Regions from separate parts of the Homo sapiens genome. Here region 2 is linked to region 1. A link is an interaction called in ENCODE POLR2A ChIA-PET data of the cell type or tissue named here. Cell type or tissue: PC-9. All regions are shown on one strand.

What was found. ChIA-PET counts read pairs that join two places held together with the same protein. Peaks named below come from ENCODE experiments on the same cell type or tissue, not always from the same donor. Only the 100,000 strongest peaks of a DNase experiment are listed, where the experiment ranks them.
Region 2: POLR2A ChIA-PET joins it to region 1 with 20 read pairs; 2 of 35 experiments call an interaction of 5 or more read pairs at or near these places.

The regions. Positions count from the first base shown.
Region 1 is chr9:94,813,586-94,821,585 of GRCh38, reverse strand. The region is part of intron 5 of AOPEP (aminopeptidase O (putative)); the gene reads right to left. Among named protein-coding and RNA genes, the nearest start is that of MIR2278, 7.6 kb to the right of the region's middle. RefSeq lists an enhancer at 163-292. In PC-9, no CTCF peak of the experiment used is centred here; DNase peaks (open chromatin) are centred at 2,095, 3,185 and 3,765; H3K27ac peaks cover 5,688 bases.
Region 2 is chr9:95,090,197-95,098,196 of GRCh38, reverse strand. It overlaps a transcript of AOPEP not described here. Among named protein-coding and RNA genes, the nearest start is that of MIR3074, 8.1 kb to the right of the region's middle. RefSeq lists enhancers at 5,995-6,744, 6,745-7,494, 7,495-8,000. In PC-9, no CTCF peak of the experiment used is centred here; DNase peaks (open chromatin) are centred at 5,646, 6,026 and 6,466; H3K4me3 peaks cover 819 bases; H3K27ac peaks cover 3,385 bases.

The DNA.
Region 1 (8,000 bases):
GAGCCTGGAAATTCAAACACATCTGGTTGTTTCTGGAAGCCACCACTTTCCACTTCCCTTTCTGTCATGTCACTCCACTTTCTCTGTATTCAAATCATGCTTGGCCTCTGCCAAAGTCTGAAGATTAAAACCACTGAAAGTCTCTGTCTTCTCAACATCCTTCCATTTTAACAAAAAATACAGCATTAGCCTTCCCCTTCATTTTTTCTCATTGTGGTAAAATATGATTTCCCTTTAGTTTGTAAGACTGGTGGTTGGTCTTTTGGGCCAGGATCTGGGCAACCTCTTGCCTGCTCACCACTGAAACTGTGGGGTGAACGCTCTATCCTGAAAGCCCTGCTGCAGGTCCCCACACCAGCTAATGTCATTCACTCAACGCCAAGGCACCACCTAAATAAATAAACCCAAAAGCCCAAAAAAGCATAAATAATACTTACTTCTCTTAACCAGAAAAATAAATTGCATTTCTCCATGCTATTTAAAAACACTTGGTATGTGGATTTACTTTTTCAACAGAGTTTCTCTTTAAACTTCCAAAGTTAGTGAAAATAGGATGAACATAACTTTATAGAATTGTTAAAATTAGTGAAACCTGAAGAACTACATCGTTATAAAATTGCTGAAAAGGAGTCATTACGGCTTCCACTTGGTTTATTAAACAAGGTCTTAGACCTAAATAAGCAAGATCTTCACCAAGACACATTAGGTTGGGGGCGAGAGACTTCTTTTTCTTATCTCCATCCCTGCTATGGCATGTAGGTTTCTCTAAATATCAGTGAGCTACGCAAAAGTGCTGATATTCTACTGCTTTTAAGATTTCCCCAAACAGAAATTGCATGTGGTTCCACCTACAGTTACCAAGCACTAGTGAAGGATAAATAAGATGCAGGCACATCCCTACCTCCCACAATATGGCAGGTATGTTAATGAAATCTTTGTGATTCACTGACTATTTAAATATACCAGGTGCTCAACACAGCATTGTTTACAACAGTAAAATTTTGGAAAAAGTCAAAGATCCATATTTTGGAAAAGTATAACTGAGAGCATCCATAGACTAGAATACTATGCAGCTAAATAAAAAAGAATGAGAAACTCTTTAAGGCCTAATATTATATCTAGGGGATAATGATAATTGACAAAAGCACAGTGTAAAATAGGGTGTGTGTTCTATCTCCTTTTAAGAAAAGGGAGAGAGAGTAATAATATGTATCGTCTAATTGGCCTGCATCTGCATGAAGGAACACAGGGGGTTAATACAAAAAGCTCATAAAGTACTATACCTAAGGAATGGAAAATCGGAACAGAGGTGGGGAACAAAAACATAAAAGAATTGCACTGGCCAGGCGCGGTGGCTCACACCTGTAATCCCAGCACTTTGGGAGGCCAAGGCAGGCAGATCACCTGAGGTCAGGAGTTTGAGACAAACTTGGCCAACATGGCAAAACCCCATCTCTACTAGAAATACAAAAATCAGCTGGGCGTGGTGGTGGGCACCTGTAATCCCAGCTATTCAGGAGGGTGAGGCAGGAGAATGACTTAAACCCGGGAGACAGAGGTTGCAGTGAGCCGAGATTGCGCCACTGTGCTCCAGCCTGGGTGACAAAGCGAGACTCCATCTCAAAAAAAAAAAAAAAAAGAATTGCACTAAAGAAACTTATTATTCAAAGCTCTTTTAAGGTTGGTCCTTTTGCAAAATTAAAATCCCTTTTGGGCTGAGCACAGTGGCTCATTCCTGTAATCCCAGCACTTCAGAAGGCCAAGGCGGGAGGATTGCTTGAGCCTCAGAGTTTAAGACTAGCCTAGGCAACGTAGTCAGACCCCGTCTCTATGAAAAAAAAAAAAAATTTAGCCAGGCATGGTGGCACATGCCTGTAGTCCCAGCTACGCAGGAGGCTGAGGAGGACTGATTGAGCCTGGGAGGTGAAAGCTGCAATGAGCCCAGATCGTGCCATTGCACTCCAGCCTGGGTGACAGAGTGAGATCCTATCCCTAAAACTAAACAATAAAATCCCGTTTGCAAAGTGTCTTGAGACATTCCATTCTGGCCTACAAGATTATCTCAACCAAGACACACAGTTACTATTTACAAAATGCTGTGTATGCCCCGGGGAGGGCTGGCCTGTGAACACAGGCGGAGAGGGCTAGGCATTCAGAGGAAGAGTGGCGGGCAGGAGTTGCCCTGGCTCCCCGCAGCTGCTGGCCACACACTTGGTCTTCTTAGCCTTCTGACTCTGGGCCTCTCTGGCTCTATTTGGAAGATGCGGGTGGGGTGACAGAGGGTTCTTTCAGAAGTTTCCATCACGCAGTCCTTTCAGACACAAGTCAGATAATGGCTCAGATAATACTGAGAACAGATCAGAGACAGCTGTTTCAGGAGCTGACAGGCTCAATCTCTGATCCAAAAGTGATGGGAAAAGAGGTCAAGGACAGAGAGCTTTGTCTAACTGGTGGGAACAGAACTCCAGGAGGGCTGGAAGCCAGGCAAATAGGGCTTGGATAGTCTAGTTTAATCCAGGTGGGATCCCAAATCCCTGAAGATCAGGTACAAGATTTCTTTTTATTTTTTTTGTTTGTTTGCTTTTGTTTTTTGAGACGGAGTCTCACTCTGTCGCCCAGGCTGGAGTGCAGTGGCATGATCTCGGCTCACTGGAAGCCCGGCCTCCTGGGTTCATGCCATTCTCCTGCCTCAGCGTCCCGAGTGGCTGGGGCTACAGGTGCCCGCCACCATGCCCGGCTAATTTTTTGTATTTTTAGTACAGACAGGGTTTCACTGTGTTAGCCAGGATGGTCTCGATCTCCTGACCTCGTGATCCGCCCACCTCAGCCTCCCAAAGTGCTGGGATTACAGGCGTGAGCCACCGCGCCCGGCCTTTATTTGTTATTAAATGTGGAAAAGGAACTAAAAAATACATTTTGAGCTGAATCAAATAATGTCTGGTTTCTTTACCTTTACTGCCTTCTTTACCCTTCTTTTTGGGGGGAAGAAAAGTGAGTATGTATATTAAAAGTTCAAGCTACAGCCTTGAAGGAAAACCTAACAAAAATGTAGGTGCTGCTCTAAATGCTCCTTCTGAAACGGAGAAATTCCAATGTGTACAATGTAAGGAATGTGGACCAACAACTCTGTAACAAACCTTTCATATTGTCATACTACCATGCTAAGTCACCATACCTATTTTTATTTTCTCCCTGGAGCTATTATTTTAGAGAATTATTTTAGACATTGGGTTGATAGGAACTGTAGAATCTGTGATTCACACTAATAAGCCACAAAACTTATGTGTTTATTGACCCATAAAACTACCAAATTTTCCTAAGCCTACTGAAGCAAGGAACCAGTATCTGCTGAGGACCTAAGATGTAACGGCATCTACACATAATCTTATCCACAAGAGTTCTGGAGATGAGTGGTCTATGGCACCTTACCAGGGAGTAACAGGACACAGCAGTCAACGGCAGAGCTGGGGATAGAGCACTGACTGCAAAGCAGAGCTCTCTCTCCATCATCTTGGGCGACAAGCAGAGGTGGCAGGTCTGAGGCACCATGGTAGGGTGGTAGGGTAACATCCTATAGCTTGTACTGTGCAGTGGCTGGATGGCTTCCAAGGAGCATGATGACTTTTGCCCAGGAAGAGGCTTCCATTCTCCCAAGGGACCAGCTGTGCCAAAACACTGACCCTGGCTGGGAACTGTTTTCTCTTTCCCATTTTCTTTAAACTCAGCTCCTGAGATTTTCTCTTCTCATGCTTCTTCCTCATACTTCACATGAAAGCTTAGGGAACTCTTTGGACCCAGCAAGATAGGCATCTTAGATACTGCCCTCCGGAATGCCAAATCTAGGCCTAAAGTTCTTAAGGGGCCCCTTCAAGGTCCTTGGTTTATTGGCCATGCTAAATCACTTCTGTTCCCAACTTTTACTTGAGGATAAATATTCGGATGGATATTGGCATGCTTGCTGCTTTCAAATTATGCCATAACTCGTCCTACTAGACCTCAAAAGCCTTCTCATTTTCAAAGCCCCAGGAGCCAAGGATGCCTGGGCAATGCTAGGGCTCCAAGGACACCTGGACACTAAGGCAGCCAGCCAAGGGAACAAGGATGCTTGTCTCTCAGGCATGGCCATGGAGCTGGCCAATTGTAAGCACCACACTCGTCCATGCAGCATTTCGTAAATACTGGGACCAGTCCCTCCATGAGGGAATATGTTAACTTTCCTCTTCTTCTTCATTTCATGCCAAAGACAAGTCAAGGCCTTTCTTTTAGAACATAGGGTACAAGGGCCAGGTGTGGTGGTTCACGCCTATAATCCTAGCACTGTGGGAGGCCAAGGCACACAGATTGCTTGAGTCCAGGAGTTCGCGACCAGCCTGGACAACGTGGCGAAACCCCATCTCTACAAAAAACACACAGAAAATTAGCCAGGCATGGTGGTGCACGCCTATAGTCCCAGCTTACTCAGGGGGCTGGGGTAGGAGGATCACCTCAGCCTGGGAGGATGAGGCTGCAGCGAGCCATGATCGTGCCACTGCACTTCAGCCTTGGGTAAAAAAGTGAGATCCTAAAAGGAAAAAAAAGGAAACAGAATGCAGTACAATGGTAAGAGAACATGACCCTAAATTGTAATACCATTTTGCAATTAGATCTTTTTTATCAATGTCAGGAGAATTGAACTGAAACACCATGTGCACAGGCCTTCGTGGCCCTGTTAGAACCTTGACCGTTGCAGGAACTGCTGCCTTTGTTAGACTCACATCCCTTTAGGAGAACGAAATGGGAACCAGATATCCTAGATGATACCCTTTTTGGGAATATACCTCTCATAGCCTTCCCCCACCTCCTAACCCAGACCTAGGTCTAGCACTCCCTGCTCCTCCCTACCACCCAATTCCACCTCCAACTCCCCAGTCTTCTTCTAGCTCCACCATCTCCAGCCCTTAGTCTCCCGTTAGCCCACCTCCTTACCAACCTATATGCCCTCCCTACTGAAGGAACAGAGCCCTGCCAGGGTCACCTACAGTGGCATTTCCTACCTTCCTAACCATTCTAAGTTATGCTCACTTAGGGAGGTGGCCAATGGGGATGCTGGGACCATCCAGGTGCATGTACCTTTTTCAGTGTTTGATCTAGCATGATGTAGCCAAAGGTTGGGCCAATTTTTAGAGGACCCAACTAAATTCAGGACGAATTTCAGGCTCTCTCACTCTCACCTGAGTTAACTTGGTGAGTTATTCATATTACCTCGTCCACATGTTGCACCCTGGAGGAAAAGCAGTGTATCTGCGTGGAGGCCAAGGCTTATGCTGACAACTTATTAGCTGGGGACCCTGAACTATACACTGTGGGGGCCATGCCTGTGCCTAACAATGACCCCAACTGGAACTATCTACAAGGCCAGGCTAATCCAAGAAAAAGAAATTGTATGGCAATTTGGTTAGTGGAGAGAATAAAAAATGTACACTAAGGCTGTGAACTATGATAAAATAAGGGAAATAAGGAAAGGATGAAAACCAAGCTTTGTTCCAGGGTCACCTTGTGAAGGCCCTAAGAAAATATATTAACACTCACCTCAGTACTGATGCTGGCCAAATTTAACTAGGGACACACTTTATAAGCCAGTCAGCACCCAACATCAGGAGAAAATTACAGAAATTGTCTTTGAGACCCCAAATACCTATTAAACCAAAGCTTGATGAGGCTTTCCAGGTATTCAGTAATAGGGACAGGGCTGAAAAGGCTGAAAGGACCCAGTGTGGCAAACAATGGGATAGATGGCAGGCCCAAATGATAGCAGTTACTATGAGCAGCACCCTGCAACCTCAGGGTCATCCAGAGAGATGCTTCACCCATGGACCAAAAAGGCCTAACAGCAACCGTGCAGGCAATGGTTGCTGCTTCAAGTGTGGGAAGCCAGGACATTGGGATAAGATCTGTCGCAGCCAGGGGAGCCCACCCAGATGCTGTCCTCACTGCAAGCAGGGGAGCCATTGGAAAAGGGATTGCCTTCAGCTCCAAAGGAATAGGAGGATACCCAGTCCATAATGGCCATAACTGAGGCCTGAAGGGGCCCGAGGTTCTCGGCGGCTCCCATAAAAGGCCTGGTCATCATAACTGAGGAGCCTCAGGTGACTCTTGACATGGCAACTAAGAATATCAATGTCTTAATTGACACAGGGGCAAGTTACTCTGTCCTAAATGGCCACTCTGGGCCCTTATCTTCCAAAAGCTGCACTGTCATGGGTGTCAGTGGCACCCCAAAATCAAAACACTTTACAGTGCCTCTGAACTGCAGGCTAGGAAACTATATGGTAACTCATGAATCTCTAGTTATGCCACAGTATTCTACTCTTTCATTGGGATGGGACTTCCTAGCCACCCCTGAGGCCACTTTACATTTATCAGGCCCTGGGTGGGGGGCCCTCCTTTTTGGCAGTGTTGTTTCCTAAGCCAGCCTCGGAATGACAGGAGATCCATCCCAAAATAAGGTCTCAGACCCACAAATATGGGACCAAGAAAGCCCTGGCAAAGCAATTTATGCTCAGCCAGTGATCACCTCTTTAAAAGACAAAAATAATTTCCCACACAAGCGTCAGTATCCTCTCAAACCAAAAGCCAAGCAAGGACTCCAACCTCTAATTGACAAGTTTTTAAAACATGGCTTCCTGATTCCATGTCAGTCTCCTTGTAATACTCCTGGTCCTTCCTAACCAAAAACCAAACAGAGTACCGTCTAGTTCAAGACTTGAGAGCCATTAATGAGGCTGTAATTCCCTTACGTCCGACAGTGCAAAATCCTTATGCCATACTTACCCGAATACCGGGAGACCAACTGGTTCACAGTATTAGATCTTAAGGATGCTTTCTTTTGTATCCCTTTGCATTCTGACTCTCAGTATTTGTTTGCTCTTGAGAGGACTAATCCTGGAACTAATATTACCCAGCAGCACACCTGGACAGTACTGCCTCAGGGCTTCAGGGATGGCCCTCACTTGTTCAGAAATGCCTTGGCACAAGAGTAAAAGGAGCTAGAGCTAGAAATGGGGAGTCATTCTCCAATATGTGGATGACATCCTTGTATGCAGTCCCACTAAAGAGGACTCAGAGAAGAATGCCATTCAAGTCCTAACCTCCTGGGAAAGTCCTAACCTCCCTCTTTGGGTATCAGGTCTCTCCATCCAAGGCCCAGATTTCTAAAACCAAAAATTAAATACCTGGGGTACATCCTAAGCCCAGGAAACCAGACCTTCTCCACAGAGTGAAAGGAGGCTGTCTAAAAGGTGGGACTGCCACAAATGAAGAAGCAACTCAGAACTTTCCTGAGTACAGCAAGATTTTGCAGGATTTGGGCTCATTATTAAGCCATCATATGAGGCCCCAACAGGGCCAGAGCAGGAACCAATTGGAGGTGTTTGTGTGGTAATAAACCACACCTATTAATCTTATATTAACAATTCAGGATTAAACTGCAAGTTTGAAAGATTTACCAACAGACTACCTTGCTACATAATTTCAATAACCCCACTGCTCAACATAGATATTCCACCCCTTGGTTCAGAAACCCATAGAGATAGAAACCCCAGCCCCCCTTGTGCATGACTCTCTCTCTTTAGTACACCAAACTCCCTTTTCTTGAGTGTGTACTTTATCTTCCAACTTGTCCTTGAATTCCTTCTTGTGGCGGTGTCAAGAGCCTGAACACAGCCAGGGTGGAGGTCCCTCGAGTATCAATCTCACATTGCATCCTATGGGGAGCAGAATATGAAATGTTCTTGGTTGTCTGGGGCTTGCCCTTGCTCATGCTCCAACCCATTTCTGCAGCTCAGCTCAAGCAAACAACTCACCATTAGGATCCACCTGCCCTGTGCTTCAGAGGCCAAGAGCTATAGAAGCCCAGGCCCTGATCCACTGTCAGCACCTGCTGGGACTCATTACCCTGCATGAGAAACTCCTTAGGGAACCAGAAAGCACAGCTTGCCCTTCCTGGTGGGTGGAAAATCATG
Region 2 (8,000 bases), 280 kb before region 1:
TCAAAACCGAGCCTGGCCTTACGCTGCCCAGAGGACGGCGGATGCACTGGAGGATTTGCACAGTGGGAGCAAATGTGAGGAATGTTCTCCTTATTCAACAAGGAATCCAAAATTTTTTTGCTTTCCAAGGAAGAAGAGAAACAGTTCCCCGTGCTTCTCCCCTCGCCTTTTTCTTCCTCTGTTTCCAGCCCAGGACCACCTCCCCCAGCCCGGGGGCTCGGGTGCTAAAGTTCTTCCCTCTGCCAAATGTTGGGAAATCCGTAGATTTTGTCGAAAAATCCTAAGTCATTAATCATCGCTAAGCCATTTTACAACCAAAGAACAAAAATTAAGATACAGTAAGTACATAACATGTCTTCAAGCCTCCTCCTAAAATCCAGTTCCACAATTGGTTTATACCATGGGTCCAAATCACACCCCTCAAGCCCAAACTGGTAATGGAGAGCTCATAGCAAAGGCCTTCCCTCCCGCTCCTGTCATGGTGTCTTACTGCACTTGCTGTTCTGGGCAGGGAATTTGTTCACCCAGGACTTTTGGTTGCAAGCAACAGAAACGTGCACTGAATGCTGAAAGTAAAGGGGAACTGATGAAAAAGGTATTGGGCTGATGAGGCCTGGTGTGAGCCGGCCAGCAGCAGTCCCAGCCTTGCTTCAGATGCTCTGGCAAGGCCAGTCGTGCTGCCCAGCCCTTCCGGACCCCACTCCAGCCGGGAGAAAGGCCCTTGTGCCCACTCCTTTCCACACCCCTGCCCAGGTGCATCAGATGGAGGAGCCTGGGTCAAAGGCCTGCCAGGGATGCTAGGAAATCACGCATCTGGCTTCAGCTTCTTTAACGTTATTGGGTACCTTGGATACCACCAAAAGCATCACCCAACTACAGGAAGGGGCCAAACACTGGGCAAATGGAGACAATAAAAATGTCTCCAGCTCATTACAGCATCTATACTTTAGCCTATGCCAGAGCATTTTAGAAGGTTGCGTCCCATGAAACAGCCCAGCAGCCAGCACCAGAACAGGCAGAGGTGAGCCTTTTCAGAAAGATGTTTTGTAGGCACCTAAATCTGGGTTTCTTAAATGCAGCACCATGAGCACTTTGGACCAGATGCCTCCCTGTTGTGGGGGTGTCCTGTGCACTGCAGGGTGTTGGCAGCATCCTGGCCTCCACCACTAGGTGCCGGTGCACCCCTTCCACCAGTGGTGACAAAACTTTCTCCAGACATTGCCCAATCCCCTTCCAACCGAGGGTACTGCTGTAACTGCTGGCCTCTCCCTCTGGAACGACATCCTAGACACAGACACTAACGGTTGTAGACACAGCGAATAGACAACCTGATTCCAACATTCATATGGACAGTAAACGTTCATGAACAGCCAGGCAAGCTCTGAAAGTGAAGCGTACCACGCACTGACACATACTTTGGTGTGAGGTTCTCATGAAGGGAAACATGGGTGGGGCTGAAAGGGCCCCCGTGGCTGCAGCCAGCGGCCAGCTCTCAGGCCTCATGGGCCGACCTCCTCCCAGCTCACATGCTCCTCCTCTTCTCCTGACCCCCTCCTGGTGGGCGCCCTTGGACTCCACCTAGAGGCTGGACCCTGTCCTGCCCGTGGCTTCACATGGCATCTCTAGGCAGAGGGACCACACCTGCCCCTGGATCACCGGCCCGGAGAGCCCGCCGCCTGTTGGGCATCACCACTGGCGGTGTGAAGACCCTCTCTGCTTACCACATCCCAGGTGGGCCCACCTGCTCCACCCACCTCCCGCACCCACCAGCTCCCCATGTTGCCGATGGCCATTCCATCCTGCCAGGGACTCAGGGCGAGTTCTGAAGCCACTCTTGACCCCTCCCTTTCTCCCACCTCCACATCCAGCCCGTCGGGGAGCCAGGAAGCTGGCCCTCTGTCACTCCCCGCTACTCACTGCCTAGGTTTCAGACATCATCTCCCGCCGAGTAAATCACGTGTACATGTACAGAATTTAGTATAAGATAAAGACATTGCCATCAACGGGGAAAAGATGGTATCAGGAGTAAAACTGTTACAGAATAAGCTCCCCAGCCCTCTGCCTTTCCCAGCGTCGGCATCTGGAGCATGGCTCGTTCTGGGATCTGTGTGTTCTGAGAAGCCTCTAGCAGTTCCCCTGCTTCGGAGAGGCAGGGAGGCTGCAGCCACTCTGGGGAGATGCTGCATTACTTACTTAGATAAATAAGGATTTCGCTTATAAAATTGAAGCTTCCCTCCTCCCAAAATGCAGAAAGCATTTTCTGGTCTTTCATTTAGAACTTCTTTGTTCCTCAGTGGTTTGCAGATGGTCACACCCTGTCCAGCCCCGGCCACTCCCTCCCGGCCCACCCACACCCCTGCGTGCAGGTCACTGCCTCAGGGCAGACTCTCCAGTCCTTTGGAGGGAGGAAGGGGAGCTGAGAGGATGCCGATCTCACGAAGAGGGGGCGGGACCCAAGGCTCCAGCGCATCCCTGCGGACTTCCATGCCTCCTTTCAGGCCAGGCCGTGGGGACCCCCCACGCATCTCCCTTGGCTGTGTCTGCCACAGGGAACCCTTTCCATGCCCAACGCAAAAGCAAGAAACCACAGGAGAAAAGGTGGGTAAAACTGGCCATACAGAAATCAAAAGCAAACTCACCAAAGTATCTCAATACACATGGTAAACTGAGGGAAGAAGAAGTATTTGCAGCACATGAAAAAAGCGAATTTCCTAACTTCTAAAGCTCTTCTACACATCAGTAAGGAAACAGCTGCCAGCTCGAAACGCACGGGCAGGGACACACACGACACAGGGAACGGGACGGCAGGGGCTTTTCCACAGCGTGGCAGAAGCCCAGGTGCTCCCAACCATCTCCACGGCAGCTTGGGAAACACTCAAGGCTGATGCTCCCCATGCTGATGACAGAGTGCGGAACAGGCAGAGGAAGGGACAGGAAACTGGTACCACCTTTTCGGAGGACAGCCTGTCAAACATCCAAATTTATCAGCACCGTAAGATAGGGTGAAAAAAATCAAAATAGAAAATTGACTCTGGAAACAGTATGGTAACCTAGAACTCTGATCTATCCATTCTGCCTCTAGATGTTTACCCAAAAGAATGCAAAGTAACAGCTGAGGAAATCCTGGACGCCATGTTCCTGGCAGCACTCTCCTGGACAGCCAAGAGGCAGACAGCTGCATCCGCCAGCAGCCAAGCCAGTGCAGAAAGGAAACGTGGTCTGTGTGTATGGCAGGATGGTCCTCAGCCTTAGAAGGCAGAGATCCTACACTTTGGGAGGCCCAGGCAGGCAGATCACGAGGTCAGGAGTTCAAGACCAGCCTGGCCAACATGGTGAAACCCCGTCTCTACTGAAAATACAAAAATTAGCTGGGCATGGTGGCGCACACCTGTAATCCCAGCTACTCGGGAGGCTGAGGCAGGAGAATTGCTTGAACCCAGGAGGCAGAGGCTGCAGTGAGCCAAGATCGTGCCACTGCACTCCACTTGGGCAGCAGAGTGAGACTCTGTCTCAAAGAAAAAAGAAAAAAGAGGCAGAGATCCTGAGCACGCCACAGTATGGAGGAACCTGGAAGACTTTATGTTAAATGAAATCAGCCAGACATAAAAGGACAAAGATTTTATGAATCCTCTCATATGAGCTCCCTAAAACAGGCAAGCCTCAAAGACAGGAAGCTGCATGGTGCTTCCCAGGGACCTGGGGGAGGGGAAGTGGGGCACGAGTGTTGAATGGGTCCCGTTTCACTGGGGAAGATGAAAAAGTTCTGCAGGCGGATCGTGGTGAGCTGCACAACAATGAAGACACCGAGGCTGCTGAGCTGGGTCCTGACACATGGTTATACTGGTCAATCTTATGTGTATTCTGCTGTAATAAAAGCACTAAGATCGAAAAAGATTATATATCCTTTCTCCAAGGAGCAGACACCCAGTTCTCCTGACCCCACTCCCTCCACTGCAGACTGCAGGGATCCACACTAGTGCGCACATCTAGGGCTTTCCCCGTGGATATGCCGGCGCCTGTGCGTGTGCAGGATGCGACAGCCAACAACCACTGGGGCAACTCAGAGGTTCACATAAAGATATAAATGAAAGGAAACAGAGAGGGAGGAAAGGGAGAGAAAGGAGAAGAGCAAGAAAGGGGTGGGGGAGAGAGAGGAACGAGAGAAAAAAAGGAAAAGCCTGCGTGCAAGCAAGTGCACACTCTTACCCTTGAGCCCGGGCCTGCTGTCCACTTCACACACACTGACCCAACAAAGTCAGCTGAAGCTTACAGAGGAGGAAATGCAAACACAGAGAGGCCGAATAATGTGCCCAAGGCTACACTGAGGCCATCTAGCAGGGCTGGGACTTGAACGAAGCCCCCAGAAGGTGGGGTGTCACTGCCTCTCGAGTTACAGCGCGTCCATGCAATGCAGCCATCGACACAGAGAAGCGAGCGTTATGTACGTGCCAATCTAGACCCGTGTGAACACTGTGCCACCCTCCGTGTATAAAGCAGGGCCTGCACACGTGCTTGCCGGCGCCAGGGTGGAGACGGTAATCAACTTCATTATAGTGATTTGGGGAAGAGACTAGCTGAAAAGGCAGAGAAAACTTACTTTTTGTTTACATATTACCTATATTTGTTTGCATGTGTGATCTATGAGAAAAATAAGTTGTTATCAAGTATGCAAAGGAAGACTCTTTGTTTGCTCTAAGAGAGGGCTGCCGTTAAACGCTGCCCTGAAGGGAAGGAGGCCAGGCACCATCTGTAACTTTAAAAGGAGACAGCGCCATCTCTGATCCTTGCACCGTAGTCACCGTGGTGGTGCTTTTGTTTCTTATTCACAGGACTTATGTTCTACCATTGGACAGAATTTTCTAGAAAAAGTCTACTTACTATGACTGGACGCATGTGCCCTGACATTTGTTGGGCCATGACCCAGCTTTCCAAAGACCCATCCTCCATCTGCCAGGGCCCTGTGCTCATCATGGCTTTCCTCCTGTACGCAAGTCCTCTGCCTCAGCTGTGCTAAAACCAAGTTTCTGCAGTCACTTCCTCCACGCTTTTAACTTAGTAAAGCAGATACAATCATCAAACTATAGCTCCTTCCCCATAAATTATCTGTGTTTTCTTTACAACCCAACATAAATGCACACTTGTTCCATTCCATCAGCAATCACTGAAACGGACTCCGGCCTCATCTCTGAGTTATGCCGTAATTCATGTTCTTCCTGAGCCTCCCTCCCTAAACATAACTGCAGCTGAAGTCCCTGGGGACTTAAATCATAGGGTCAGAATGCAGAAACCTCAGGGATCACGGGTGAAGAGTGTGGTGTCTTAGCCACAGAGGGCTTCCTTGACTCCTGCCTTTCAGAGCTCGCCATGAGCGTCCGATCCAGTCGTCAGGAAACGCACTTCTGTTCTGTCAGACCTCGTTGTGGCAAGGGAGGACTATGAGAGCAGAAAGGAACTTTCTGGAACTCAGGACTCTTGGCAGTGAGTCAGGGTCTGACCATGGGCAGCTTCAGCACCCCACCCACACCCCGCTGGCAAAAGCACCTCCTCGGCTGCGCTTTAAAGTGGCGGACAGATTCCACAAAGGCCCAGGCTGAAAGAAATTACAGGCAGAAGGAGCACAAAGAAAGCTTAAGAAAATGGAAACCACAGGGTGCACACCCAGTCGCCTCTGTGCCCCAGACAAAGCCACAGATGAGCTGTCTGGGCAGGCGGCCCCAGGCAGGATCAGAGCTGGGCACTCCTCTCCCAGGTGGGGAGCCTGTGGGAGACTCAGAATGGACAGTCCCCCTGGGAGCAGCCCCAGGCCCGCCCCCAGGCCCCACTCAGCGACTGCCAGGGTCAGGTAGGGGTGGCAGAGCAGCCAGATGCTGGGTGGGCCCAGGCGGGGGTGGGAGGCTCTGGTCTTTACAGCAGCTCCCCCTGGGCCCACCCCCTTTAAGTCCTGGGGCTGAGAAGCCAAACCCTGACCTTGTTTTATCTCAACAAACACCGCAGGGACCGGTCTGGTTCCTTGTAAGCTGTTGGGACTAGACAGAACTGTGTGGTCAGAGGTCTTTCTCTGCATTTCTGCATTTAGCCCTGCACTGCCTCTCCCTACTAGTGTGTGTGTGTGTGCACACACACACACACACACACACACAGCCTTCAACAGGCTTTTGGTGCCATCAGCAACTCTCTCAGGCCACAGCCTGGTGACCGAAGCTCTCAGCCTTTCTTCTCTTCTGGATCTATGTGAGAACCACGGGGCATCAACCCCCTTTTCCCACCCCCAGCCCCAAGAGTGGCTTCTCAGGCTGGGCCTCCCATGGGGGCTGCTGGGGTGGGGTGCGCACATGCACACGTGCCAAGTTGGTCTTGGGACATCTGTGGCTTTACGGTGGTTTCCTTCCACCCCAGGCTCGGCTGCCGGCCTTTCTCACACCGTCTAGTTATCCGACTGGAACAGGAATGCCTATCGGGTGATCAGTCTCCCAGACAGCAGGGAGGGTGGGAAGAGATCTATAAAACCCTGCCACTGAATAGTCACAACTGGCCTCTCCTCACTTCCACCTTGTAAATCTCCAGAGCCCAAGCAGCAAGGCCAAGGTCACTGTCCCGCGGGTGCTGGGAACGACCCTGGGAGGTCCAGGCAGCCCTTTCAACCTCCAGCTCCCCCAAACCTCTTGGGTGGCCACCGTCTCCGTGCCCCTATACAGTGACTGTCATGGCTGGGCCCTGCACAGAGTGAGCCTGCAGTGGCTCAGCCCAAGGGCACCAACTAACCAAAGAGCCACCACACTTTAATGTGAACCCCTGACAAAGTGCCAGGCAGCACCCCGCTTATTCTGGGGAATGGGGTGTGGTGGGCCCTGCGCACCCAGAGTTCTGCTTGGAAGGAGCCTCCCAGGACAGACTGTGGCCCCTTGCCGGGTGGGACTGCCTTGCCAAGGAGCCCTCCTTCCCTGCCAGCACCTCCCCTCACCCCCACCCATGACCCACACAAGTCCTCCACTGGCCCCATCTATAGAACAAGGACGTGCTTGGTCTAGAACTTGAAACTCTAAACAAACTGTCCCTTGAAAGCGGCCCTTGGCCTTGCTTTCAGCTGCTCTGTGGGTCACAGCTGCCTTTGGTGAGGTCACTGCGGCACAGGTCCCTCCCCTCGGCCTCCCCCAGGCCCGGCCACCGGCTGTTGCAGGCTGAATCGAGGTGGAGGGAAGCCGCAGCCTCCCTGGACCCCTTTGTCATTGAGGGCAGGTTTTCCGTCAGGGCTGTCTTGGGTGTGGCTGGCCTCCCTCCATGCTGCAGGCAAGGTCACCTTGCCTAGCATGGAGGCTATTATTTCAGTATTTTGGTTTGAAATTCCAATAAACATAAATGCTTTAAAATCCTTTAATCCTCAAAGGAAGCTGAGCTGGGACCTGACCGTCTTCCCTGGTGTTTCTTTCCTGTATCCTCCCTCACCCCACTTTTTGCCTTTGTCCAGCCAGAATTCCCTGCCCTTATACCCCTGGCTGTGGTCCAGAGCCCTGGGCTGGGGAGGTCCTCCTGTCCCTTCAACCCCAGCAGGGAGGCAGGGGCTGCCTTTCTAGGCCGGCCCCAGGGTGCTGGCGAGGCCTGCAGGCGACCAAGTGCAGGGTGTGGTCACTGCTGCTTCCTCCCTTCGAAGGGGGGGCCCTCTGGGCTGGGGTCACCCTCAGATGCCCTGGCTACCTCCCCTCCCGCAGCAGGCCCTGGGCCCGGGCCCAGCCACAGGTTGGCGCAGCCTGTGTTCAGACAGCCGGAGGCGGCAGCAGGGGACATGGTTTAAAACGTGCTGGCCTCTGGAGAAGTGCCCTGCACTGGGCTGCCCGGCTCCTGCGGGCTGAAACACTGGCATCTCTGCGGCCTCAGGGGGAAGGACTGGACCCGGCATCCGTTTGTTCTCCTGGAGGACAGTGGCAATTAACCCATTAACTTGCTGCCTCTCCCTGATCTTTTATTAAACCTGGCAAACCCAGTTAACTGTTCGTACCTACCAC